4 separate regions of the Homo sapiens genome follow, and regions 1, 2 and 4 are each linked to region 3. A link is a contact called in ENCODE Hi-C or POLR2A ChIA-PET data. All regions are on one chromosome and are shown on one strand. Each heading gives the region's core, a stretch centred on a gene start or an enhancer-like site at or near the end of the contact. The rest is flanking DNA. Distances are from core to core; before and after follow the strand shown. Region 1 overlaps PALM2AKAP2 (PALM2 and AKAP2 fusion). Region 2 overlaps PALM2AKAP2 (PALM2 and AKAP2 fusion). Region 3 overlaps LOC105376218 (a long non-coding RNA gene). Region 4 overlaps PALM2AKAP2 (PALM2 and AKAP2 fusion).

What was found. A loop is a pair of places that touch in the nucleus more often than their neighbours do. ChIA-PET counts read pairs that join two places held with the same protein, here RNA polymerase II (POLR2A). Pooled maps may share reads with other maps.
Region 1: a pooled map shows a loop between it and region 3 (3-fold over the local background). The contact joins two enhancer-like sites. A Hi-C loop is called at or near these places in 1 of 37 single-sample maps with no recorded cell type and 1 of 50 pooled maps. POLR2A ChIA-PET finds 5 or more read pairs at or near these places in 1 of 52 experiments (activated T-cell).
Region 2: a loop to region 3 is called in a pooled map, with 4 times the contacts of the local background. The contact joins two enhancer-like sites. A Hi-C loop is called at or near these places in 1 of 168 maps with a recorded cell type or tissue (HepG2), 2 of 37 single-sample maps with no recorded cell type and 7 of 50 pooled maps.
Region 4: a map of endothelial cell of umbilical vein shows a loop between it and region 3 (3-fold over the local background). The contact joins two enhancer-like sites. A Hi-C loop is called at or near these places in 4 of 168 maps with a recorded cell type or tissue (GM12878, HepG2, endothelial cell of umbilical vein and 1 more), 7 of 37 single-sample maps with no recorded cell type and 6 of 50 pooled maps. POLR2A ChIA-PET finds 5 or more read pairs at or near these places in 1 of 52 experiments (PC-9).

Annotation. Positions count from the first base shown.
Region 1 is chr9:110,017,622-110,024,810 of GRCh38, reverse strand. All of the region lies in intron 7 of PALM2AKAP2 (PALM2 and AKAP2 fusion), which reads right to left. Among named protein-coding and RNA genes, the nearest start is that of C9orf152, 190 kb to the left of the region's middle. Within about 2 kb of position 2,795, at least 2 of the 41 ENCODE cell types and tissues checked have a DNase peak (open chromatin) inside an H3K27ac peak, as active enhancers do.
Region 2 is chr9:110,052,965-110,059,942 of GRCh38, reverse strand. All of the region lies in intron 7 of PALM2AKAP2 (PALM2 and AKAP2 fusion), which reads right to left. Among named protein-coding and RNA genes, the nearest start is that of C9orf152, 150 kb to the left of the region's middle. Within about 2 kb of position 1,427, at least 6 of the 41 ENCODE cell types and tissues checked have a DNase peak (open chromatin) inside an H3K27ac peak, as active enhancers do.
Region 3 is chr9:110,625,001-110,631,601 of GRCh38, reverse strand. LOC105376218 (a long non-coding RNA gene) reads right to left here. Exons shown (of 3, transcript XR_007061731.1): 3 at 6,460-6,601. Among named protein-coding and RNA genes, the nearest start is that of MUSK, 40 kb to the left of the region's middle. RefSeq lists enhancers at 1,863-2,032, 5,046-5,215. Within about 2 kb of position 4,926, at least 2 of the 41 ENCODE cell types and tissues checked have a DNase peak (open chromatin) inside an H3K27ac peak, as active enhancers do.
Region 4 is chr9:109,885,378-109,892,139 of GRCh38, reverse strand. The region is part of intron 3 of PALM2AKAP2 (PALM2 and AKAP2 fusion); the gene reads right to left. Among named protein-coding and RNA genes, the nearest start is that of PALM2AKAP2, 110 kb to the right of the region's middle. Within about 2 kb of position 4,144, at least 7 of the 41 ENCODE cell types and tissues checked have a DNase peak (open chromatin) inside an H3K27ac peak, as active enhancers do.

The DNA of each region.
Region 1 (7,189 bases), core at 1,546-4,045, 600 kb after region 3:
ACTGGCATATCTTTTTTTTTTTTTAAGACAGGGTCATACTCTGTCATCACCCAGGATAGAGTGCAGTGACACAATCACAGCTCACTGCACTCTCTACCTCCTAGACTCAGGTGAGCCTCCCACCTCAGCCTCCCATGTAGCTGGGACTACAGATGCATGCCACCACATCCAGCTAATTTTTGTATTTTTTGTAGATACACAGTTTCACCATGTTGTCCAGGCTGGTCTCCAACTCCTGGGCTCTAGTGATCTACCCACTTTGGCCTTCCAAAGTGCTGGGATCACAGGCGTAAGCCACCATGCCCAGCCTGGCATATCAATTAAATGAAATATTATTCAGCATTAAAAAGAGTGAAAGGGATAGTGATTGAGGCTACAATGTGGATAAACCTCAAAAAAAAAAAATCATCATCATCCTAAGCCAGATACAAAACACTGCATGTTGTATGACTCCATTTATATGAAATGTCCAGAACAGGCAAATTTATAGAAACAGAAAGGAATGAGTGGTTGTTTGGGGATGGGGTAGAATGGAGATTAACTATAGGAGGGCATGAGGGATCTTATTGGAATGATGGAAATTATTTAAAACTGTGTGTGTTCTAAAACTGGATTGTGTGATGGTTAGTAAATTTATGAAACATTATTGAATCATATACCTACCTGGGGGAACCATATGGCATGCAAATTTTATCCTTAATAAAGTTGTGTTATTTAAAAAAAGAACTACAATTTAGAGCCTCTAACAAGTAAAAAATGAAACAGAAAAATGACCCTTACGGAAATGATATTGTAGCAAGGGCAACTGGATATTATGCAATGAAAATTATGGTTATTTTTATTTTTATTTTATTTTTTGTTTTATCACAGCTCACTGCAGCCTCAATCTCCCTGGGCTCAAGCGATCTTCCCATCTCTTGCCTCCCAAGTAGCCAGAACTACAGGCACATGCTACCACACTCAGCTAATTTTTTTGTATTTCGTAGAGACTGGGTTTTGTCATGTTGCTCAGGCTGGTCTCGAACTCCTGGTCTCAAGCGATCCACCCACCTTGGCCTCCCAAAGTGCTGGGATTACAGGTGTGAGCCACCACACCTGCCCGACATCTATGGTTATTGATGTGAGTGGCTATGAAGGAGAGCTGTTAGGTCCTATGAGAATGTGAAACAAGCAATGCTTGTTAGAAAGTGCCACTGGAGCTGGGTGCTGTGGCTCACGCCTGTAATCCCAGCACTTTGTGAGGCCGAGGCGGGTGGATCATTTGAGGTGGTGAGTTCAAGACAAGCCTGACCAACATGGAGAAACCCCGTCTCTACTAAAAATACAAAATTATCCGGGCGTGGTGGCACAGGCCTGTTAATCCCATCTACTCAGGAGGCTTAGCAGGAGAATTGCTTGAACCCAGGAGGTAGAGGTTGTGGTGAGCTGAGATGGCGTCATTGCACTCCAGCCTGGGTGACAAGAGCGAAACTCCATCTCAAAAAAAAAAAAAAAAAAAAAAAAAAGAAACCACAATGAGATACCATCTCACACCAGTTAGAATGGGGATCATTAAAAAGTCAGGAAAAAACAGGTGCTGGAGAGGATGTGGAGAAATAGGAACACTTTTACACTGTTGGTGGGACTGTAAACTAGTTCAACCATTGTGGAAGTCAGTGTGGCGATTCCTCAGGGATCTAGAACTAGAAATACCATTTGACCCAGCCATCCCATTACTGGGTATATACCCAAAGGATTATAAATCATGCTGCTATAAAGACACATGCACACGTATGTTTATTGTGGCACTATTCACAATAGCAAAGACTTGGAACCAACCCAAATGTCCAACAACGATAGGCTGGATTAAGAAAATGTGGCACATATACACCATGGAATACTATGCAGCCATAAAAAATGAAGAGTTCATGTCCTTTGTAGGGACATGGATGAAACTGGAAACCATCATTCTCAGCAAACTATTGCAAGGACAAAAAACCAAACACCACATGTTCTCACTCATAGGTGGGAACTGAACAATGAGAACACATGGACACAGGAAGGGGAACATCACACTCCGGGGACTGTTGTGGGGTGGGGGGAGAGGGGAGGGATAGCATTAGGAGATACACCTAATGCTAAATGACAAGTTAATGTGTGCAGCACACAAACATGGCACATGTATACATAAGTAACAAACCTGCACATTGTGCACATGTACCCTAAAACTTAAAGTATAATAATAATAAAATAAAATAAAATAAAAATAAAGAAAAAAAAAGAAAAGAATGTGCCACTGGAGGAGGGAATATTTGAGCCAAAGATGTGAATATAAAGAGAGAGGGAGAGCAGGAAGATCAAGGGAGAAGTGAATGAAAGCCAGGGGCTTTTAAAAAACACAGTGCCTGCAAGAGTTGGTCTTTGTTCCAGGAGCCATGGGAAGGCCAGCAGGGCCTTAGCAGAGGGATATTATCAGCTTGATCTTTTCATTTATTTTTTTAGAGATGGAGTCTCAGTATGTTGCCCAGGCTAGGGTTGAAATCCTGGGCTCAAGCAATCTTCCCACCACCGTGCAAAGCTCAACTCAGCTTTTTAAAAAGAAAGCTACAGTATCCAGGCTACAAGTAGACCGGATAAAGAGGGCAAGAATGGGTACAGAGAGAGACACAGTGAAAGACAATGCTAAAAATGAAACTGAAGTTAAGAGTAAGAAAGTCTAGAAGGCAGGGGAAGCCTGAGGCTTATTCAGTGTTGAAATGGGAAGTAATCAAAGGGCACTGAATAGGGAAGTATCCAAATCCTGCCTCAGATTGGTTGGACAACTGGAGAGCCAAGAGCAATAGTAGGGCTCACATTGCCACCCCCAGACTGCATTAGTGGTGTGCTAAGACAAGATTTTCTGAAACTAATCATGAAAGTTACTTGGAGCACTTATTAAAAATGCTAATTCTCAAGCCCAGGTCTTCTGAATCTGAATTCTGAAAGATGTCTGGCAAGCTGTGTTATTGTTGTTTTCTACATTGCTGCAGGTGATTCTCAGGGTCAGGCATTTCAAGAAATACTGATCCATACCTGTTTTTTTTTTTTTTTAAATTCAATGTCTGGACAAGCAACAAAACAGAATAGGATATAAAATAGAAGCTATTCTGAGATACAGCTACCCTTTTCTTCCAGTGAAGGATGATAAATATAGGCTGAAAAAAGTTAGTGGTTCTCCCAAAACAAGAACAGGTAAAAAACAATTTATAAGGGTAAGTAGAGTAAAATAAGAAAATTATGTGGATCTTCGTAATATTGGTTTATCAGCCTCTATGGCATTTGCACTCAAGAAGCATAGGTGTGATTCTTGGCAGAATCTGAGTGCATTCATTTCCCAGGGTTGCCATAACAAACTACCACACACTTGGTGGCTTAAAACAACGGAAATTTATTTTCTCACAATTCTGGAGGCCAAAAGTTCCAATTCAAGGTGTCAGGAGGGCTGCACTCCTCTCCCTCCAAAGGCTCTAGAGAAGACTCCTTCCTTGCCTCTTCTAGCTACTGGTGGATCCACGTGTTTCTTGACTTGGGCTGCATAACTTCAACCTCTGCCTCAGTCCCCTTACATGGCCTTCTGTGTATATGAGTATCCTCTTTTGTCTCTTATAAGGACATGTGTCATTGGATTTAGGGCCCATCTGGTAAATCCAGGATGCTCTCATCTCAAGATTATTAGTATTATTTTCTGAGACAGAGTCTCACTCTGTCACCCAGGCTGGAGTGCAGTGGTGTGATCTCAGCTCACTGCAACATCTGCCTCCTGAATTCAAATGATTCTCGTGCTTCAGCCTCCGGAGTAGCTGGGATTACAGGCGTGTGCCACCATGCCTAATTTTTTTGTATTTTTAGTAGAGACAGGGTTTCACCATGTTGGCCAGGTTGGTCTTGAACTCCAGGCCTCAAGTGATCTACCCACCTCAGCCTCCCAGTGCTTGGATTACAGGCATGAGCCAACGTGCCCAGCCAAGATTGTTAATTGTATCTGCAAAGACTTTTTTTCCAAATAAGTCACATTCACAGGTTTATTAGTCCATTTTCACACTGCTGTAAAGAGTTACCTGAGACTGGGTAATTTATGAAGAAGAGAGGGTTTTTTTGTTTTTTGTTTTGAGATGGAGTCTCACTCTGGTCATGCAGGCTGGAGTGCAGTGGCGTGATCTCAGCTTACTGCAACCTCCACCTCCTGGGTTTAAGCAATTCTCTTTCCTCAGCCTCCCAAGTAACTGGGATTACAGGCATGCATCACCACGCCCGGGTAATTTTTATATTTTTAGTAGAGATGGGGTTTCATCATGTTGGCCAGGCTGGTCTTGAACTCCTGACCTCAGGTGATCCACCCACCTCGGCCTCCCACAGTGCTAGGATTACAGGCATTAGCCACCATGCTCAGCCAGAAGAGAGGTTTAATTGACTCACAGTTCCACAAGCTTAACAGGAAGCATGACTGGGAGGCCTCGGGAAACTTACAATCATGGCAAGGGAAATGGAAGGCAAAGAGAAAGCAAGCACCTTCAAAACATTGTATTCCTTTTTCAGAAAGAAAATTTATAAATACTAAAATAGACACCTTTATCACAAGAAGAGCAATATGGAAGAAACCCAACTATCTTTGTAATTTCTGCTGATATTTCCCTTGAAAAGTGTCAGTGTATCAGGTTTTATTAACAGAATATTTTGTTTTCTCAGGCAAAAGGCAGGAATAGCTGATATTGCAAGGATATATAAAGTAGCTATTAGAAGTAGGAATAGCTATAGCTAAATGTAAGAGGGGGAGTCTGTGCTTAATGAGCTCCAGGCAGTTATATACAGAGAGAAAAAAAATAATTCTTTTTATTTAATTTTAATTTTTTTATTATAGATTCAGGGGGTTCATGAACAGGCTTGATACAAGGTATATTACGTAATGCTGGGATTTGGACTTCTACTGAACCCATCACCCAAACAGTGAACATAGTATCCAATAGGTAGTTTTACAACCCTTTCTCCTTTCTCTATTGCCCCTTCTTTTAGAGTCCCCAGTCTCTACTGTTTCCATCTTTATGCCCATGTGTAGTAGTTCCCACCTATAAGGGAGAACATGCAGTATTTGATTTTCTGTTTCTGCATTAATTCTTGCAGGATAATGGCCTCCTTCTGCATCCATGTTGCTACAAAGGACATGATTTCATTATTTATATGACTATGTAGTATTCCATGGTGTATATATGCCACATTTTCTTTATCCAGTCTACCGCTGATGAACACTTAGGTTAATTTCATGATTTTCCTACTGTGAATAGTGCTACAGAAAACATGAGTGTGAGTGTCTTTTTGATAAGACGATTTATTTTCCTTTGGGTAGATATCCATTGCTGGGTCAAACAGTAGTTTTGTTCTTTGAGAAATCTCCTTACTGTTTTCCATAGGGGTTGAACTAATTTACATTGCTACCAACAGTGTATAACTGTTCCCTTTTCTCTGCATCCTCACCAACATCTGTTATTTTGCCTTTTTAATAATGGCCATTCTGACTGGTGTGAGATGGTATCTCTCTTTTTTTTTTTTTTTTTTTTTTGAGACAGAGTCTTGCTGTTTTGCCAGGCTGGAGTGCAGTGGCGCAGACTCGGCTCACGGCAATCTCTGCCTCCCTGGTTCAAGTGATTCTCCTGCCTCAGCCTCCCTAGTAGCTTTGGATTACAGGCACGCGCCATCACACCCGGCTAATTTTTGTATTTTTAGTAGAGTCGGCATTTCACATGTTGGCCAGGATGGTCTCGATCTCCTGACCTTGTGATCCACCCACCTTGGCCTCCCAAAGTGCTAGGATTACAGGTGTGAGCCACCATGCCCAGTCGTGAGATGGTATCTCATCGCGGTTTTAATTTGCATTTCTCTGATTAACGAAGTGGAGCAGAAAAAATAATACTTTCATTTAGATACAAAGACATCATGGTTATGTAAGGCAATGTGGGGTGGGAAACAACTTATACCCAAAGGAAAAAAGTCAATGACTGCTCCGTAATTGGGAATCCTAAAGGAGAAGATAGAAACAAGCATTTTCTGTAGTTATATCCACCTAGAAAATTCACAAATTCCTTAGTGAGAAGGAACTGGCATTAAGAGAAGAACTCTAGAATATTTGTAGGGGTTTATTGATGTGTTTAAATATATTTCTATTTTGCTGGCTGGGTGGAGAGGCTTACACCTGTAATCCCAGCACTTTGGGAGGCTGAGGCGGGCAGATCACCTGAGGCCAGGAGTTTCAGACCAGACTGGCCAACATGGTGAAACCCCATCTTTACTAAAAATACGAAAATTAGCCAGGCATGGTGGCACATGCCTATAATTCCAGCTACTTGGGAGGCTGAGGTGGGAGAATCCCTTCAACCTGGGAGGTGGAGGTTGCAGTGAGCCACGATCATGCCACACTGCACTCCAGCCTGGGTGACAGAGCAAGACTCTGCCTCAAAATGAATAAAGAAATAAATTTCTATTTTGCTCAACTATTTAAAGTGTATGGTATTTATTCCTCAGAATGAGTTCAGTTCTTATGGATGAAAAATCTTCCTGGGGTAGGGCAGGGGTAAAAGAAATCTTTTCTTGTGAGAAATTTTCAGGTATTCATTAAAAGAAAAAGAAACGGAGATCGAGAATGATGTCTAAACTAGAGGGACCCAAATACAACTTCAGTCAAGATCCTGGTACCATGGATGAGTAGCCTGGTTAAGTAGCAATCTTATCAAATGGGATTTGGACAAGACTTGCTTCTATTAGAATATGCCATTTGTGGCCTGGAGCGGTGACTCACGCCTGTAATCCCAGCACTTTGGGAGGCTGAGGCAGGCGGACCATGAGGTCAAGAGATGGAGACCAACCTGGCCAACATGGTGAAACCCCGTCTCTACTGAAAATACAAAAACTAGCCGGGCATTGTGTCCAGCACCTGTAGTCCCAGCTACTCGGGAGGCTGAGGCAGGATAATTGCTTGAACCCAGGAGGCGGATGTTGCAGTGAGCCAAGTCTGCGCTACTGCACTCCAGCCTGGCGACACAGCAAGACTCCGTCTTAAAAAAAAAAAAAAAAAGGAATATGCCGTTTGCTTTATAAAAGCAAACTCCAGTCTTTCTGACTACTTGAATGTCTGTCTGTACCACATCTGCAGCTACACTGGCAACATGCTGTCTTCTCTCCC
Region 2 (6,978 bases), core at 178-2,677, 570 kb after region 3:
CTCAAATACTTTTCTCAAGACAATTACTGTACTAAAAATCGATGACCAGGTGCCAAATCTTCCCTTTCTGAGCATAACTGATAATCCTCCATAGACACTGCTCTCATGATCTCCACCCCCTAGTCATTCCCCATAGCTCCCTATTTTTCTAATGCAGAGCCCTCTGGAGCAGATCAGATGGTAAGGTGGAAAAACACAGGCTTCCCACTCCTGGGAAGACACATTCCACTCTGGCCAGAAGCCTAGCACTCTGGCTTCTTCTGCCCTAGTCTCTGAGTCCAAAGGCCAGGCTTGAATGTTCTGCAGCTGGCCGGTCACTGCCCCCACCTCCTTTCACATCCACAGCCCCACATTTCCTTTGCAAAGGAGAATGAAAGTTATAAAAAGATGATGCATAGAAATTGCAAAAAGATTTTATTTTTCTTGGAATGCCTTGGTCTTAAATCCAGTTTGGGTTCCAAAACTTGTCTAGAATAACCTATTTCAAGGATAATGTCCATGAAAAAGTAGTAGAAAATGACTATTCTAGTACCAACAACTAAAGAAAGCAGGAGGACATAATAGAACAACAACAAAAACACCAACTCTGTTTTAGAATTCTGTACTTCGAGAAAGAGCAAGTTAATTTAAGAGTAAAAACAAGACAGCAGACATTTCTGGCAACTCTCAAAGGGACTCTCACAACTGGATGAATGACAGGAGCTCTTTATTGGATATAATTTCACTTCAAAACATTTTCCATCGGCTGGGCGCGGTGGCTCACACCTGTAATCCCAGCACTTTGGGAGGCCGAGGCAGACGGATCACTTGAGGTCAGGAGTTTGAGACCAGCCTGGCAAACATGGTGAAACCCTGTCTCTACCCAAAATACAAAAATTACGTGGGCGTGGTGGCACATGCCTGTAATCCCTGCTACTAGGGAGGCTGAGGCAGCAGAATCGCTTGAACCCAGGGGGCGGAGGTTGCAGTGAGCCGAGATTGCACCACTGCACTCCAGCAGGGCAACAGAGTAAGACTCCATCTCAAAAAAAAAAAAAAAAAAAACCAAAAAACTTTCCATCAGTATACAATAAGCATACTCATTTTACTTCCCAGTATTGATACAGGTTGCTGTTCAGCTCAGAAAAGGAAGAAAGAGAAGAAAAAAAGGGAGAGAGACAGGGGAGGGAGGACAGATCTTTTCAGATGTTCTGGGCCAGGATCTAAAGAGAATGGGAAGGAAGGAGGGAGAGAGGATATGTGTCCACCAGTGGAAGTGGCTACAGTGTCGTGGCATTGAAGGAGTTGAGTAAGAAACAGTGAGGTGTGGATCCACGCAGGCAGGGAGGAAAAGATGGTAGAAACAGCGCTTTGGTTCCCTTTACCAATTATTCATTATTTGCGTTCCTCCCCCAGCCTCCAGGTGGCACAACTGACCCAGCATATCCTGCTTGAGAACGGAAAGGTAGGACAAAGGCCAGGGCAAGTCTTAGGAATAAAATGAAGAAACAGAAGGCACTGTTGCCAGGCAGGATTGGGAATGGGAGGGAATGTTGCCTTGTAGCACCCTCAATGGTGGGTACTCAGTACATGCTTAGAAACTTTTCCACTGCATCCCTGATATTATTGTTTGAGAGTCTGACACTCTCAAAACTCTAATGGAAATCTTTCATGCTTCAGTTTAAGCTCTTTTTCTCTTTTCAAGTCCCAATAAAAATATTCCCATTTGCATAGCACACTGCAATTTGTATCAACTCCTTTAAGATCTACTTCCTAGAGATTTGCATACATCTGAGGCTACGAAACATATCTACAGGATGTGAATTCTACATCTAGACAATTAGACCAGGGTTTTTCAACATTGGCACCATTGATATTTTGTGCAGGATAATTCTTTGTTGGTGGAAGGGGGTGTCCTGTGTGTTATAGAGCGTTTAGCTGCATCCCTGGTCTCTACCCATCAGATTCTAGTAGCACCCTTCCTCCCTCACTGAGATAGACCAATGTTTCGGGTCCAGTCCATGGATTCAAGTCCTGAGTCTTGGCCAGGATGCATAGTTGTAATTGTCAGACTTTCCTCCTCTAAGCAGAGCTTCCTCACACAGTAACATGCTCAGGACTCATTAGGGATTTTGCTAAAATGCAGATTCTGATTAAGTAGGTCTGGGATGGGGCTCAGGATACTCTAGTTTTAACACGCTCCTGGATGACAGGAATGCTGCAGGTCCCCAGACCACACTTGGAGTAGCAAGCCCCTACAGCACTGGTTTAGTAAGAAAAGGAGAGGGCTGGGCGTGGTGGCTCACACCTGTAATCCCAGCACTTTGGGAGGCCGAGGCAGGCGGATCATGAGGTCAGGAGATGGAGACCACCCTGGCTAACACAGTGAAACCCCGTCTCTACTAAAAATACAAGAAATTAGCCGGGCGTGGTGGCACGCGCCTGTAGACACAGCTACTCAGGAAGTTGAGGCAGGAAAATCGCTTGAACCGGGGAGGCAGAGGTTGCAGTGAGCTGAGATGGCGCCACTGCACTCCAGCATGGCAGAGCGAGTCTCTGTTGCAAAAAAAAAAACAAAAAAACAAAAAAAAAAAAAACAGAGAAGGAGCTGGGTAGGAAAACTGACCTGACATTATGTAGCTGTGGGACCCCTGGATGGTTATGTGACTTCCAAATGTCTCAGTATCTCCATTTGAAAAATGCTGGTGACTATAAAGATTAAGTAAAATAGTGTAGGTAGGAGTTCAAGGTTGCAGTAAGCTATGATCACACCACTGCACTCCATCTGGGTGACACGGAGAGACCCTGTCTCTAAAAAAGTGGAGGTAAAGCAACCAACTTACCAGCCGACACTCAAGAAATATTAATTCCCTCCCACTTAGCTCCTCCTACCATCCTGCCTGGGAACCGCAAGGACAAGGCGTCCCTGGGAATTACAGGGAATTCCCTAGAAGGTAAAACTTAGTTCCTCTATGAATGGTGAGTGGAAAGGGAACGATCTCTTCTCTTTTCATTCCTCTATCTCAACACCCTCTACGCCACTCACACTATAACACCTGTCATCCTTTGGAGGCTATAGATGGTTTTGATAATGAAACATACCATAAAAATAATACTTAAAATGATATACACATTGTGATTCCATTCAAAAGCAATGCCTCCCACTCTTGAGTCCATCTCTGCCCTGCATTTAACACTGATCTGAACTATTCTTTGAAGGAAAAATGATTCCAAACAGGAATCATCAAGTGCTTTGGATATGATCTAAGTTTCCAAATACAGTCTGTTCATTTTTTCCCCCAAAATGAATAAATTCTGCTCATCTGTAATGTGTCTGAGGAAAATTCTTGCTAACCTTTGCAAGTATAAAATGTTCTGATGCAAAATACTAATAGGCCAAGCTAAAATATGGCTTTAGAATCACACAGCACATGGCACATGGACTCCACCTTGATTTTAATTCACGCACACAGAGTGCCTTTCAATTAGGGTTGAAAAGTACTTGAATTTTCTGGAATATTAACTAAGATTTATTCCTTTGGGAAAGTCATTCCTCCAACCCACCCAAATAAAAATGGCTAAACAATGATGTCTTTCTCCATTTGTAGGCGGTATCAAAAAACTTATGGGAGGCACCACTCCAGACAAAGTAAGATGCTATATTATCCCACCATGGGAATGACATCACGGTAATGTAAGCTGACGCAGTCAGCTGCACTGGGAGGCGGGCTGAAAACGGTCAGTTAACCACTGCCAGGAAAATGTGGTTTGGCCTTCCTCACACCTTCTACACACACCTCACCAGGTGGGAGCTCAGGAGGACTCTGGATGAGCTATGCATTAAGGCTGAAGTCAGGCAACTGTTGGGCGGGAAGAGGGGCAAATGAGGGTCCCTCCCTGCCCCCTACTGGGTGACGGCATGGCACCTTTCATGGGTCTGCAGGACCAGTCTCAGCTACTGAAAAAGTCTAGCTCAGTCCTAGCCCCACAGGTTTCCCACAAACGCCCTGGAAAGAGCCATGGAGTTTGGATAGGATGGCCACCTGAGGAATCCTCTCTCTTGCTGGAACTTGCTGTGGTATGGTGGCAGTTACATATGCACACTCTTCTAACTCATAAAAGACTAAAAACTAAAGAGTCCTGACAAAATTATCTTCGAAACCCTACACTCAACCAACCCAGGGCACTCCAGGCACAGTGGGGAAACTTCTAGTTCAGCCCTTTCTGACAACCCTGGAAAAACTGCCCTAGCATCACTGTTTATCCATACTCTGCACAATGAGAATCCTTTCCAGGGTCCCTGCTAGGGTCTGAATGTTTGTGTCTCCCTAAAATTCATATTTTGAAGACTAATTCCCAATACAATGGAATGAGGAGGTGGGTCCTCTGGGAGGTGATTAGGTCGTAAGCGTAGAACACTAATGAATAGGAGTAGTGCCCTTGCCTTTTCACCAAAAGAGGCCCCTTCCCCAGGCGTGGTGGCTCATGCCTGTAATCCCAACATTTTGGGATTGCCCAAGGTGGGCAGATCACCTGAGGTCAGGAATTTGAGACCAGCCTGGACAACATGTGAAACCTCACCTCTACTAAAAATACAAAAATTAGCCGGGCACAGTGGCACACGCCTGTAATCCCAGCTACTCAGGAGGCTGAGGCAGGAGAATGGCTTAAACCCAGGAGGTGGAGGTTGCTGTGAGCTGAGATTGCGCCACTGCACTCCAGCCTGGGCAACAAGAGCAAAACTCTGTCTCAAAAAATAAATAAATAAATAAATAAAAATTTAAAAAAAAAAACTAAAAAACTAGGATTATGGTTCTGAAAATTGCGGTCCATTGTCCCAATGAAGACCAATTCCTGAATTACTCAAAGCTTAAAGAAGGATCAACTAATGAAAAATAGAAGAATTCTCAATAGTGCAAGTGCTTCAGGGGTGAGAATGGCAGCTGGCGGGTAGGGGCGGGGGGCAGTCAGGCTTAGAGAATTTCCATGTTCAAAGCTACTTAATCAGTGTGAAGGATGAACAATTGATCTGCTGCACAATTGCTAGCATTTTAAGTGTTAACTTTAGGCCAGCACATGGCGGCTCATGCCTGTTATCCCAGCACTTTGGGAATGTAATTGTGGAACTGCTTGGGAGGCCGAGGTGGGAGGACTGCTTGAGCCCCGAAGTTCAAGACCAGCTTGGTCGATGTAGTGAGACCCTGTCTCTACAAACAATAGAAAAACAGCCAGGCATGGTGGCATGCACCTGTAGTCCCAGCTACTCAAGAGGCTGAGACAAGAGGATCACTTGAGCCCAGAAGTTCGAGACTGCAGTGAGCTATGATCACACAACTGCACTCCAGCCTGGGTGACAGAGTGAGACCCTGTTTCAAAAAATAATAATAAAAATAATTAATTTAAAAACTATTTACTTATCATTTGCATCTGTAATGAAGATGAAAGAAGGCTTTGGTTAATTTAAGAACAACCAACTTTAGGAGGAATACATGTACAAGGTGCTTCCATAACCATCTGATTTTACACAAGTTTTGAACAGGTAGGTTTTGGTATTTTTTTTTTTTGAAACAGAGTTTCACTCTTGTTGCCCAGGCTGGAGTGCAATGGCACCATGTCGGCCCACCGCAACCTCTGCCTCCTGGGTTCAAGCGATCCTCCTGCCTCAGCCTCCTGAGTAGCTGAGATTACAGGCATGCGCCACCACACCCGGCTAATTTTATATTTTTAGTAGAGACCGGGTTTCTCCATGTTGGTCAGGTTGGTCTCGAACTCCCGACCTCAGGTGATTCACCCACCTCGGCCTCCCAAAGTGCTGGGATTATAGGCGTGAGCCACCATGCCCAGCCTGGTATCTCCATTTTTATAGATGAATGAACTAAGATTTTGTTTATGTGACAGACCAAGATCTCACAGAGAACTTGGCTGAGGCACTAGGGTGCTTTGGCCATGCCCTGGTTCTGGATAAAGGGCGCACCACAATATCTGCGTATTTGGCCTTGCCACCCCATCTGCTCCAATCAGGCATCAAAAACAACCACAAAGCCCCTGCCCATATCTAAGAAAAAAGAAGGGTTCAAAGCATAGTGGCCTTCCCCAGTAAGTTCCACAGGTCTCTCTCCTTCCCTGGCATTCATGTCACACCCCCTTCAACGAGTTCATGCATCCTTCCAAGGCTTAGAAGAAAAAACAAACAAAAAACCCAACCCCTCAAACCTACTCAAAAGAAGCTACATCATCTCATCTTCATATCCAACCTCTGCCTGGTTAAGGACCCCAGCAGCAGCATTCTGCCTCCACAGGGCACCTTCTCCAGTTGCACGGCCTATGCGGGGCACTCTGAAACTGTCACCAAGATGGGAACAAATTCCCGTTACATGTCTCTTTTTTTCTTTTTCTTTCTTTCTTTCTTTTTTTCTTTTTTTTTTTTTTTTTTTTTGAGACAGAGTTCTTGCTCTGTCACCAGGCTGGAGTGCAGTGGCTCCATCTCGGCTCACTGCAACCTCTGCCTCCCAGGCTCAATCAATTCTCCTACCTCAGCCTCTCGAGTAGCTGGGATTACAGGCACCTGCCACCACACCTGGCTAATTTTTGTATTCTTTTAGTAGAGGCAGGGTTTCACCATGTTGGCCAGGCTGGTCTCCAAATCCTGACCTCAAGTGATTCACCTGCCTCAGCCTCCCAAAGTGCCAGGATTACAGGTGTAAGCCACCGCGCCTGGCGCAGTTACATGTCTCTTGATCCTACTCAAACTTGTCCCCACAAGGACTGGTAGCCCTGGTCCTCCTAGATGGGAGACAGGAGCACGAAAGGGAAAAGGAGGCGAGGGCAGCCTGAGTATGTTCTCAGTCTCTTTCCCTCATGCTCTGTCTTCTCCAGCCCCTCCTCAATCTCAGAATCCACCTCAACAGGAAAAAGGAACCCACCACCAAACCCTGGAGAAAGTATATTCTGTTTTATTGTAGAAAGAAAAGAGAGACTCGATCCTTTTCTTTTCTGGCA
Region 3 (6,601 bases), core at 3,677-6,176:
AACAGCAGCAAGCTTTTAAATGAAGCTAGACAAGTTAATACTGAAATTCATTTGGAAAAATAAACATGTAAGAATATCCAGGAAATGGATGTTGAAACACATTATAGAACCTCTCTAATAAAAACAGTTTGGTACTGGCACACAAACAAGCAGACAGGCCAATGAAATTAAATAAAAAATTCAAAGATACCCAAGTACATATGGAAATTTAATATATGATAAATGTTGCAAAAATCACTGGGACAAAGTCAGACATTTTAATAAATGGTGCTAAGTAGCCAATTCAAAAAAGTTAAAATTAGATCCATACCTTATACCAGGGATAAAGATAAACTCCAATGATCCAGAAATCTGAATATAGACTATAAAAACCATACAAGTGGTAGAAGAAAATATGGGTGAATTCGTCTTTAACTTCAGTGAGGAGAAAAGGTTTTCTAAGTAGGACTAGAAATTGAGATGGTATAATTCATTTGACTATAAAGGAATAAAAATAAATACTTCTGCATAGCAAAAAAAGAAAAACAACAGAGTTTAGAAAAAACTGAGAGAAAATATTTGCAATAATTCACTCACACACACACATGCACACACATACATGTAGAAGGAACTTAAACATATGGAAAAATGTTCAACTTTGCTTATCATGAGAGAAATGCAAAATAAAACTGCATTGAGGACCCATTTCTCATCCATCAGAGTGACAAAATTTTTAAAATATAACAACACACACTCAACTGGTGTGGCTGTGGTGAAAAAGGCGTATGTCCATATCGGTGGCAGGAATACAAGTTGTTACAACACTTATGGAGTATTTAACAAAACTACCTTTAACCCAGCGTTCCCACTGGCTAGAAATATACACTAAAATTTCCTCTAGCAATACAAACTACATATGTACAAGTCATTAATTAAAGATTGTTTGTACTGACAAAGTCTTGGAAACACTGTATGTTTGTATATATGGAGGTAGTTGAATAAAGTATGTTACACTACACAAAGGAGTACTTCACAGCTGTAGAATTCATCTCATTAAACTAGAAAATGTCTCACCCTGAATAACCAGAAACCAAATAAAGTGCATGAAAAAACTGTTTTTAGACATTGGACAAGGGACAGCTAGAAGAGTGGTCCCTGAGAGTAGGAAAACAAATGAGGTGAGCCCTGTGGTTGCCAAGCTTACCATCGATGGAGAGTCTCCAGGCTGCAAAGCATAAAGAGAACATCCAAAAGCATCCAGCAGCCACTCTGAGTTCCAAGTCGAGGTACACTAAGTGGCTAGAATTTGCTGGGGAAAATATGCCAGAGGAGAAAGACCTACACAGAAAGAGACCTGACCACTGCAAAGGAGTCTCCTTGACTCTTTATAACCAAGTAATGACCTAATATGAGTGTGAGTAAGCTACTCAATGCCAGGGAAAGAACTGATAGAATGAAGGGGAACCATTTCTAAAATTCACAAAGAGTTGGGAATAGTTCTTCGTCCCACCAGCCAGGGTAGAAAGACCTCTTAATACATGGGTTTGGGGTAGAATCATTTAAAAAATACTGAGGCCAAATTATTTTAGGACTAACGTATGTTTTAGACACACACTAACAAAGCTTAAAGGCAAGAATCAGAAGGACAAATTAATTCCAAGTAACTTGACTGCATCCCAGAACAAAACCCCAAAAATATTTAAAGGAATACAACAAAATCAAGCACCTAACAGTGTTCAGCATCCAATTAAATATTATCAGGAATGCAAAGAAGCAGGAAAATATGAATATAACTCAAGAGGAAAATATGAATATAACTCAAGAGAAAAATATAAGCATAACTCATATGAGAAAAATCAAGCTAGGGGAACAGATCCATAAGTTATTATAAATATGTTTCATATATTCAAGAAGATAGAGGAAGGCATGGGTGTGAGGGCAGAGGAATAGAAGATGATAGATTTTTCAAAGTATCAGGATTATGGATATATTTATTGAGACGTGTTCTTTACATTTAAATCCCAATCAAAATAGTTTTTGAAAAACAATATTTATTATCTTATATAATAAGGCCTTCTATGAGTGATCAATTCAGTAGCTCAGCAATGTCAACAAAGACACAGATTCTTTTTATCTCTTCCGTTTATCATCATCTGTGGGTGCTAATTTCCCTCACAGGGATAAAATAACTGCAGCAGCTTCAGGCCTCATATCATTACAAACCAACATCTAGATATAAAACAAACAAACAAACAAAACTTGAAAAGACAGTCTCTTGTTTATGCCTCTTTTCAAGATCCCAGAATTCTTTCCAGAAATCTAGGTAATTATCTGTCATATCTCATTGACCTAAAATGTTCACATTTCGGCTTATCACTGGCTTAAACTAATCAAGATTTAATTGATGAGACTGGAAATGAGTCTATTTTCCTCTTAAGCACTTAGATACACAAAAGTGCATGGATAAAAAACAAGGTCAGGGTTCTATTAATAAGAAAAAAAGAAAAAATAATGTCTATGTGAGAAAACATTATTTGTAAGAAGGGTTAAAATCATTCAATTTAGATAACAAAAATACTATAATAATAGACATCACATATAGTTTAACCCTGTGCCAGGCTTTACACTTAGATTCTAATTGTTTTACATTTATTAATTCATTTAAGACTCACCAAATTATTATTTCCATTTTAGACATGGAGGACATGGAGTCAGGTCACTTGTCCAAGGTCAGTTTAATAAATAACAGAAAAATAAATGGTGATACCCAGACAGAAAACTTAATCATACAACTCATCTGAATTTATTTTTAAAATATGATTTAATGTGCATATATATACATACATATATAACATATACATAACTGCAACATGTTTGAACTCAAACTATATTAAAGACATCATTCAATGTTTGTACACATAGTTCTAACCCATTTTAAGTGGAAACATTGCATTGCAGCATACTAGTAATAAGCACATATTATAATTTATTTCATCCTTTATATTGATTACAATTTGACTGCTACACAAATATTTCTACAGGGAACAATTTCATACATAAATATTTTTATCCTGTTTGCTTATGTGTATATATGTGTGCATTATAGTTTTAGAGATTAAATTCCTTGAAGTGAAATTGCTGTCTTAGCTTTTCACATTTTAAATATTTTTAGAGGGTGTAACACTGCCTTCCCAAAGGCTCTGTTAATTTGCCTCTCAGTAACAACAGATGAGAATGCCTCTGTGCTTACACCACTGCTAAACTGATGGAGTAAAAGAGAATTTCATTTTTGTTTTAGTGTGCATTTCTAGGGTTCCCAGAGAAGATGATTTACTTTTTGTGTTCCTACACCATTTGCATTACTCCTATGAATTGCCTGCTCCATCCTTTGTTCACTTTTCAGTCAAGTTTTGCCTTTCCTTATTGATTTGAAAGATTTAAGACATTAATTCATGATTCATGTGTTGCAACATTTTCCTCTATTATTTGCCTTTTTAATCTTGTTTATGAACCATCATTATCCCGAAAGAGTATTTAAGTAATTATATAGTTAAAATCTGTCAACATTTTTCATTATGGCTACTGGGTTTCTCAGGCCACTGAAAGAATGAGCTTTTGCCACTTTCTAGTCTTCATTTTCTCCAATCAGAAATGCTGATGGGAAGAACAGGTGAGACAATGTGGCTATCACCATCAAAGACACTGGGACAAACACAGTTGTGTGATACCCAGAGGCTCTTCAGAACAAAGGCTTAATTTTATCATTCATTTATATCACTCAAATTATTTTCTCATAACTTTATTTTTGGCCTGCAACAAAAATCTCTCAATTCCTCTTCAGATCTTTCCTTAAAGTGGAACTAAGTAGAACACATGTGACTCAGATTTTAATTATTGCTTATCTTATTTGGATATGTTTTATCCTCATTAAAATGTAATTATTATAGAAATGACAGCCCCATTGCCAGGAAAATTGGGAGTGTTATATGCTCTGTTCAGCTTTTGGTAAAATTTTAATTCTATCAGGTCAAATTATTATTGTGTTATTTGTCTACTTTTGTTGCAACAGGAATGGAAGGCATTCCACAGATTGGTCAATTTGTTTGCCTTTTGTTGTGTGTCTCTCCATAAATCTCAATGACAAATGTCTTTTTAATTTATCTATTTATCTTGTTTTATTTTTTGTCTATTAACCAAACTTGATGTATTTTTCTTCTAAAGGGGTTCAGAACACGTCACCCCCAAATTTATTGTTTTGCATATTGATTATTTTGAGCTGGAGACACTTGAGAATCAGCAGATACAGAAAATACGCTTTGAACACCTTTTATCTAAAAGCAGGCCATAAAATTTCCCGTGAAAAAGATGCCCTTCTTGTACCAGGAAGAGAAGACCATCTTTATCACTGGAGACTTGGAGTTGACACCAAAATCAATCGTACAAACAAATCTATTATAATAGTCCTTATCTTCCACTAGTCTCTCCCATATATTTCCTAGTCACTGTCCCACATTTACTGCCTTTGGCCCAAGCCTCTTTGTTGTCACATCCTCACAATTTATTGTTGTTTGTTTAAAAAGATATATAACTATTGAGGCCTAATAACTTCTTCAGGTCTTAATTTTCCTTATGAAGACTCCCGTGTACATATGAAAAAAATTAAACTTGTATGTTTTTCTCTTGTTAATATGTCTTCTGTTACTTTAATTCTCAGACCCAGCCACAGAACCTAAGAGGTCTGAAGAAAACTCTCTGTACTTCTCCAATGCAGTGTGTTATGATTTCTATTGTTATCATTTCTGTCTGCTTTGTTTTTGTGATCTCTCTCTTGAGAGTCGCCATAAGCCGAGATAGACACTCCCTAGGAGAGCCCTGATAGGGGGAAAGTTAGCCTCAAGTATGTCAGCCAAGTGAGACTCAGTGAGGTTGTGAAACCAAAATGCATAAAACAGAAGCAATTTATTACTCACCGGTTCCAGAGAGGTTGGGGGTGCCAATGTGAGGCCTATGGGGAAATCTGTAGGTGGTAGCAGGAAGCTCAACCAGTGGGTGGGCAATGAGATGGGGAGGAGGGGAACCTGTGGGGCTATGTCTTTAGGAAGGACCAAAGCCACGGGCACTATCCCTTAGTTTTTCCTGCGGAAGTTGTGGATTGGCTAGTGTAAAGAAAACATGTGTGAATGAGGAACTTATTTTTAGAGCTCTGGTGTTGACCATTAGGTGTTATTGTGCTTGGCAATGGTGGGATGCATTGGGTTTTGGATCAGTGGTATGAGGCATAAGCATGTTATTTTGCAAACAACCTCGCAGGAAGGGGGAGTTTTAACTAGGCCAAAGGTGACGGGGTATGACTGGGATTCAAACAACTTATGTCAGTCCTAAGTGGTTATGGGATTCCTAACAACTTATGAATGCTGAGGCTGCAACTATAATAAACAAACGTGTGACACAGTGCATTTCCACTTTGGAATTTCCCCCGATTCAGTAATGTCCATTGGTCAATAGAATTATCTTACTGTTCTGATCTCAAATTTATTCCACTAAGAACTGATAGGAGATGATAGAATAAAGATGGCATTATAATGTGTTAGATTTTATTGCACTACAATACATTTATGAGAGTGTTTAGGAAACTGAAAGTATATGCTAGAGTTTTTTTTTTTTTCATTTCAGCTGTTTATTTTAATTTATTTTTTTTTATACTTTTAAGTTTTAGGGTACATGTGCACAACGTGCAGGTTAGTTACATATATATACATGTGCCATGTTGGTGTGCTGCACCTATTAACTCGTCATTTAACATTAGGTATATCTCCTAATGCTATCCCTCCGCTCTCCCCGCACCCCACAACAGGCCCCAGTGTGTGATGTTCCCCTTCCTGTGTCCATGTGTTCTCATCGTTCAATTCCCACCTATGAGTGAGAACATGAGGTGTTTGGTTTTTTGTCCTTGTGATAGTTGGCTGAGAATGATGGTTTCCAGCTTCATCCATGTCCCTACAAAGGACATGAACTCATCCTTTTTTATGTCTGCATAGTATTATTCCATGGTGTATATGTGCCACATTTTCTTAATCCAGTCTATCATTGTTGGACATTTGGGTTGGTTCCAAGTCTTTGCTACTGTGAATAGTTCTGCAATAAACATACGTGTGCATGTGTCTTTATAGCAGCATGATTTATAGTCCTTTGATATACCCAGTAATGGGATTGCTGGGTCAAATGGTATTTCTAGTTCTAGATCCCTGAGGAATCGCCACACTGACTTCCATAACGGTTGAACTAGTTTACAGTCCCACCAACAGCATAAAAGTAGTATATGCTAGAGTTTAAGGAACTATTCGATTAGATTAAGGGCTTCATGAAGGATAATGGAGTTAAGATTTTTTTTATTTTAGATTTAAATAATGACAACCACACCAAAGATAAAATCACTATTAGTAACTCATATCCTTTTAGGCATTTTTGTGTGCATATACATAACATATAAACATACATACAATATACACATGCATATCCATTTCTAAAAAAATGGGAAAAATCTTGTATATACTTCTCACCTTTTAAAATTTTTTTAACTTACAAAATATAACTTTAACTTCTACTTGGTATGTTATAGACT
Region 4 (6,762 bases), core at 2,895-5,394, 740 kb after region 3:
CCTCTGGAGCTGTTTTAAGCCACGAACGTGTAGAAATTTGTTACATCAGTCTCAGGAAATGAACACAGTAGGTAACCAAGACAGTCCTTACTCTGGTGGAGTTTACATCTGAGAGATGTAATCTTAAGGAGTTATATCTTAGGGATGAACAGAATGTAAATGTAACATATAATGAAAAATGATAAGGAAACATTTACCTAACAACTCAAACCACATTGTCTTCACCCTCCATCCAGGGAGTTTTACCTGGACTGAGTAGTAATGACCACTCCCTTTCATATGCACCCATAGACCCTTTCATAACATCCATCATGGGAGCTACTCCACCATTTAAAAATTGATGGGTGATGGCCAGGCACGGGGATTCACACCTGTAATCCCAGCACTTTGGGAGGCCAAGGTGAGCAGATCGCTTGAGGTCAGGAGTTCAAAGCCAGCCTGGCTAACATGGTGGAACCCCATCATTACGAAAAATACAAACATCAGCCTGGCATGGTGGCGGGTGCCTGTAATCCCAATTATTCAGGAGGCTGAGACAGGAGAGAATCGCTTGAATCCAGGAGATGGGAGGTTGCAGTGAGCTGAGATTCTGCCAATGCACTCCAGCCTGGCTACAGAGTGAGTGAGACTCTGTCTCACACACACACACACACAAAATGATGAGTGACATGTCAGTGTTCCCCTGCGACCTGTAAAAGTCTTCATCTCCATCTCCTCAGACCTTACCTGACATTACTTAATAATGGGGGAAAATGGCATAACCTTAATGACCAACAAGAAGGAGGCACGTGGAGACCAAGAAGCCAGCAGGGCCATGGTGCATGCTTGTACAGAATGTTGTTGCCCAAGATGCTAGCCAAGGGAACAAAGGGAGGTGAAGTCCAGCCAGTGGCTTTCTAAGTGCTGCCTACCCTGTGGAACTGCATTTTCTAATTGCACAAAGGAGCCATGTGGCCCAGCAATGGCCCTGAATGCTACCGGTCTTTAAAGATGCCTGATCCTTCCAGCTAGAATCTGGTCAAGCTGGCAGCCCCATGCTGTACAGCATGGTAATGCTTAAAAGCCTTCCTCCAGGCACCCTGGCCAGGGGGACATTCTTTGCTGGCTGAATGTCCCTGTAATTTCACAGGTACTCTCTGTGCACTGGGCGGTATTCAGATATTATTTAATTTTTTCCTTTGCCTTTCTGCATAGGAGGAACAAACACAAGACTCTAGGATCCCTGGAGTGGTTTATTCCATTAGAGATTCTGTTTCAAAGGAGATAAAAAGGCTTGGCAGAGATGTGGGAGATGCTTCTGCAGGAAGCACACTGGTATCTCCTCACTCTGCGTGTGGCCTCAGGTGAATCACATTTAGGCCTCCATTCTCTGATTCTTCACTTTGCAAGTTTAACTGAATATGTACTCCAAGTATGCTAAAAAGAGTTTCCCAAAACAAGGACAGGAACCAGGATGCAGGCAGACCTCTCCTGATGAAACTACCCAAACCTAAGTCATCTCTTAGTGTGTAACCCTTTCCTCTCACCTGGTCTGAATTTCCCACTGTTAAGGTTTATACCTTTGGATGAGAGATCCAAAAAAATTCTTGATGTCGGAAGTTGCTTTTAGGATAGTAGAAGGAAGATGAGTGTTTTTTCTACCATCCTTGCATGCATTGGCTAAGGAGCCAAAATCCCATAATCAGAGACAGTTTGTATATTTTATCACCCGTTCGCTGTCCTGGAGGGCTCCACGCCTAGACCTGAGGGAAAGAGAAGCTAGGAAGGCTGGAGGAAGCGGGCCTTGATGAGTATCAAGCAGCCTCGGGTCCCACAGTACTCTTCCCTGTGGCCTACACAGTGAAAAGGGGAAACACGAAGTGGGGATTGTGCTCAAGAGATCATCTTGGCTCCGGGCCCTTGTGATGGATGTACCAAATAAGACCTCCATGCTGGAGAATCGCTGGAAAGGACTGAGACACCATCTTGTCTGCTGCCTTCAAAATGCATAATTCATGAAAACTGTGGAAGAGTATGTCAACAGGAAGCTTGCTGTTTTCATTTCATCAAGAATGTAGAACGGTTGGAAATGACCACGTTACAAGCCAGAGGGGCTATGCAAGGTGACCTAAAATTGGAAAAAGACTATTATCAAAGCTTTTTGTAGAGAGAAAACTTGGGGTGTGGCAATCATAGGCCAAAAAGCCTGGAACTGGCTACCAAAAAAGTTGACTTTGCAGAATTCCTTCCATTGCAGCAATTGTTCTGAGGGCTGGGAAATGCATGTATTTCCCAAATATGGCTCTTACATGGCCTCAGTGTATGGAAGAAATTCAACTACTATTTTCATAGTTCTGGGCACTATAAACCCAATTTGCCAGACCAATAATGAGATGATTATAATGGATCCTACAAAACCTGAGCGAGGCACGATGACTCTGGTACATCTGGCAGGCCTCCTGCTATTGTTGCTAAGTAACACACATGAAATGTTGAAATGCTGCACTGCAATTTCAGAGTGTTTCCTCCCTTACCTGTGCCAGCTTGCAAAGCTGACCACAAACCCTAAGCATCTAGATTTTTTCAGTCAGTGAAGAGGGCTTTTTCTGTGTGGTCCTTGGAGGATAGGGCAGGGACCAGAGAGAGGGTAGGAGCTGCAGGGAACAAAACTTTCATCCCAAAGGAGGATCCTCTGTAATAATTAGAGTTGTTCCAGTATATACTTGGGTTTTATTTTGCAAGTAAATGAGTTTCCTGTCACTTTCAGGCTTTGGGGAGAGACTGTTTTTTCACTCCCACTCATTACGTTCATTGCAAATTCAAGAATCAGATAGGAGTTGATCCGCATAACATGTCAGTTATGCATACTCTAAGATTCCATGGTTTTATGAACTGTCATAAAATTATTGCCTTTGCAAAAGCAGCACAATACTGAATGCAAAAACCAAAAAAGCAACTATTTCTTTTTAACTCTGAACAGACTTTCATGGCTCAGTGCATAAGAGAAGCCTTTTATTTTCAAGTAACTGAAACACTTTGTCATTTTGCACTGAGAATCACTAATGTTATCTTCATAAATCTTTTTAGGGTTCTGTATTCTGGAACTACTCGGTGGTGAGATTCTCATCTTAGTATCAATACACATAATGCCAGGCTTTTGAGCAGTAGTTCTCAACTTGGAGAGATTTTGTCCCCCAAGGCAACATTCAGCAATGTCTGGAGACATGTTTTATTATCATGACTGGGAAAGGGCAATGGTGCCCCTGGAAGCCACTAGGTAGAGGCCAGGGATGCTACTAAACATCTTGCAATACTCAAGACAGCCACTCACAACAAATAACTATCCAGCCCTAAATGTCAATAGCACAGCTGTTAAGAAACTCTGCTGTAGGGGGATGGAAGAAACAACAATAAGAACAGCACTATTCTTTTTTTTTTTTTTTTTTTTTGGAGGCAAAATTTTGCTCTTGATGCCCAGGCTGGAGTGCAATGGTGCGATCTCGGCTCACTGCAACCTCCGCCTCCTGGGTTCAAGTGATTTTCCTGCCTCAGCCTCCTGAGTAGCTGGGATTACAAGCGCCTGCAACCACGCCTGGCTAATTTTTTGTATTTTTAGTAGAGAAGAGGTTTCACCATGTTGGCCAGGCTGGTCTCGGACTCCTGACCTCAGGTGATCCATCTGTCTCAGCCTCCCAAAGTGCTGGGATTACAGGCATGAGCCACAGTGCCCAGCCAACAGCACTATTCTTACTGACAACCTGCTGTTCTTGGCACTTCACAAACACACCTGACCTCTACACATTACAACAGCACTGCAAGGTGGGTATAGTTTTCCCCAATGTACAGGCGAGGACACTTAAGTCCAGAGAGTTTACATGGCTTGTCCAAGATCAAACAACTTGTAAATACAGAACTAGGACTCCAGCCAAGTTTGGTCAAGCTCTGAGGTCCGGCTTTCTAGTGAGTTTGCTATGCTGGAGCCCTTTTCAGAAGCACACACTGTTTCCCGCAGAGGTTTAGACTGTACACAGGCTAGAAAGTGCAATCAGGAACAAAGGGCTTCCAAAAGAGACAGAAAGGAGCCAAGCCCAAAATGAAACCTGCACTTCATGAAAGAACCTGAAGGGGGCAGTCTCACCATCATGATGACCACCCACAATAGGCTGAAGACCGGCACCTCCAGAGTCATGGTGCGTCTGATGCACCGCCTTCTGAAGAAGCATGTGTGGAGGTTGAGGAGGGAGAATCACATTACCTGTCCCTCCTCCTACATCACGAGGTGCACGTTAGTGTAATTTCACTCAATATCAGAGGTCTCAAAAAAATTTAGCTTAAAATAACAACTTCTGTTGGGATTTTTGAGAACATGCTTTAGAATTAGGCAGAGTTGAGTTCAAATACTTGCTCTTTCACTTTTTTAAAATTATTTTTCATTCATCTTGTATGTCCTTCCATTGAATTTTTTTAGGGGGGGGCAGCAAGTTACTTCACCTCCTGTGCTTCTCTTCTCTCTTCATCATCATCATCATCATCACTACCTCATGGGAGTATTACAAGGCTTAAATTAGAAAATTAATGAATTAAATGGAGGCAGAAAAGCTAGGCCGCTACCCAGAAGGGAGTGACAAAACAGGAAATATTACACAATATAGAGACACTACTATATAGTTTACTGTATACATAGCATATATAGTTTTATTTTGGAAGGAAACAAAAGAATGGAAACAATAATTGGGCTGCAAATGTGGCTGAACGTGGGGTGGGGACCCCGGCTGGAAGTGCACAGATGTGGAATGCCACTGTGGAGTGTTCCCCTCCCTGCTCAAAAGAACAGTGAATCATGGAGTTAAAAATAGCAAATGTGAAGAACACAATGAATCTCAAGCAAGTGTCCTTTGTGATTTCAATGAATGTTTCAGTGGTTGCCTTTTCTAGAACAGTTGTAAGTAACTGTCATCTTCTTGGTTGCCAAACCCCACAACATAACATACAGATGCTTAATAAGATACATATGCTTATGCCTAATGTCTCTACGCCTTTGGCTTTGAGCCTCCTAACAATATGGAAAATTAAGTGAATTCTGGTATTTACCAGAGACCCACACAGGTACTCAGAGAATCACAGGTCCAATGTGGAAATGAAAAGTACACTTCTATCCTGATTTTTTAAAAGCTGCTTGGCTCTCTCTAGGTTAGCAGTTGAGACTTCAATATTTTATTCAATGAATATTTGATGTGACATATTTTAGAACAGACAGCTGTTCTGATGAATTAGTCATCTCTGTGATGAATCAGTTACTTATACCTAGCCTTTAGTTTTTTGAGAACTCAACCTCTTTCCTCCACTCTGACCCGTTTCCAAAACCACTTCCTTCTATAACAGTAACATTTCTCGGAACAGGTACACTGTTGAGAAAAGAGATCTCTAACCAACTCCTCAAATTAGAGAAACTCAGAATACCAGAGCTGGAAGATCCCGAGAGATGGCTCACTGAAGATATGAGGAAACTGAGACTGAAGAGAGCAAAAGACTTGCCCAAGGTCACACAGCAAATGATCAGCAGAGCTAGAATTAACATCCTGGCTTTGTGACAGCTCATCCCATTTTCATTTAATACTCCATGAAGTTTCTCATCTTCACTGGGGTTGGTCTGCCCCCAACTGATAAGGTTGGGAGATAAATTTTCCCCATATTTCTCACTAATCAAAGGAAGTTAAAAACCCTGTATTTCAAACACTTTAGTAAAACCCAGTGAAATGAAAGAGAATCTTAAGTGGGAAAGTGACAAGGTAAACAACAAGACTTGATGCTTGGGGCAGACATGAAGTAAACAGGGCTAGTGTGGCTCGAACTACCTACAATCTCCGAAAGTATCAACCCGAGGTCCACATGTGGCCTCCAGGGACCCACCACACACAATAATGGCACGGACAATGGCTGGCAATGGGCCCAAGCCAGAAACAATCTCTTGGGCTTTCTCAATACGTCACTCCAAAAAGAAGCAAAGCATACAGAAGATGTGGACATTCAAAAAATTCAAAAAAGGAAACGTCTACAGATTTTGCTTTCAACAATTCCAATCTTATTTAGCCTATTTTAATTCTGGTTTCCAGGGAGCCAAAAATATAATCCTGACATTACCCAGGGAAAAGCTGTGCAAAAGAATGACAATCTATTTCTCCACTGTGGCAGCCGGGTTTTCCTCTTCCTTTGCAGCTGCTTTGGTGTCACCCCTTCAAGACCACATTACTTTGAATTTTAGCAAGAAATCTTGGAAGAATGGTAGAATTTTCTGGCCTTTGGTAAAGCACACAGTTTTCCTGACCTGGATCATCTTTAGCCTGGTAAACCAAGGCTGTTTCTAATCCACTTCAAATGAAAGCTTAGCTCTACTGTGGGGCCTATGGAGGAGAGACTTCAGCTCTAAGCCAGAGCTACTCTCACCTACAGGAATCCCCAAAGCAGGTTTCACATATCCTTGGGTCAAAGTAGGAAGGCTCAGAAACAGTCTGAATCAAGGGTTGGGTTGTCCTTTATCCTTGTGTGTGAAGCCAGTTTTCTTATAAACATGATTTACTTCCCACTCTCCTTGGGGGGTTTCTAGGTATTAAAATGGGATTTCATTTATGGTCTATCCTTTTTTCCATTTACTGCAATCATTCTTGAACCTGACCATACAACAGAATTATCTGGAACACCCTTTTAAAAAACAGATTACAGGACTCCTTACTTGGATCACTAAATCCAAATTTCCTAGAATGAGGCCTGGTAATTCTTATTTTT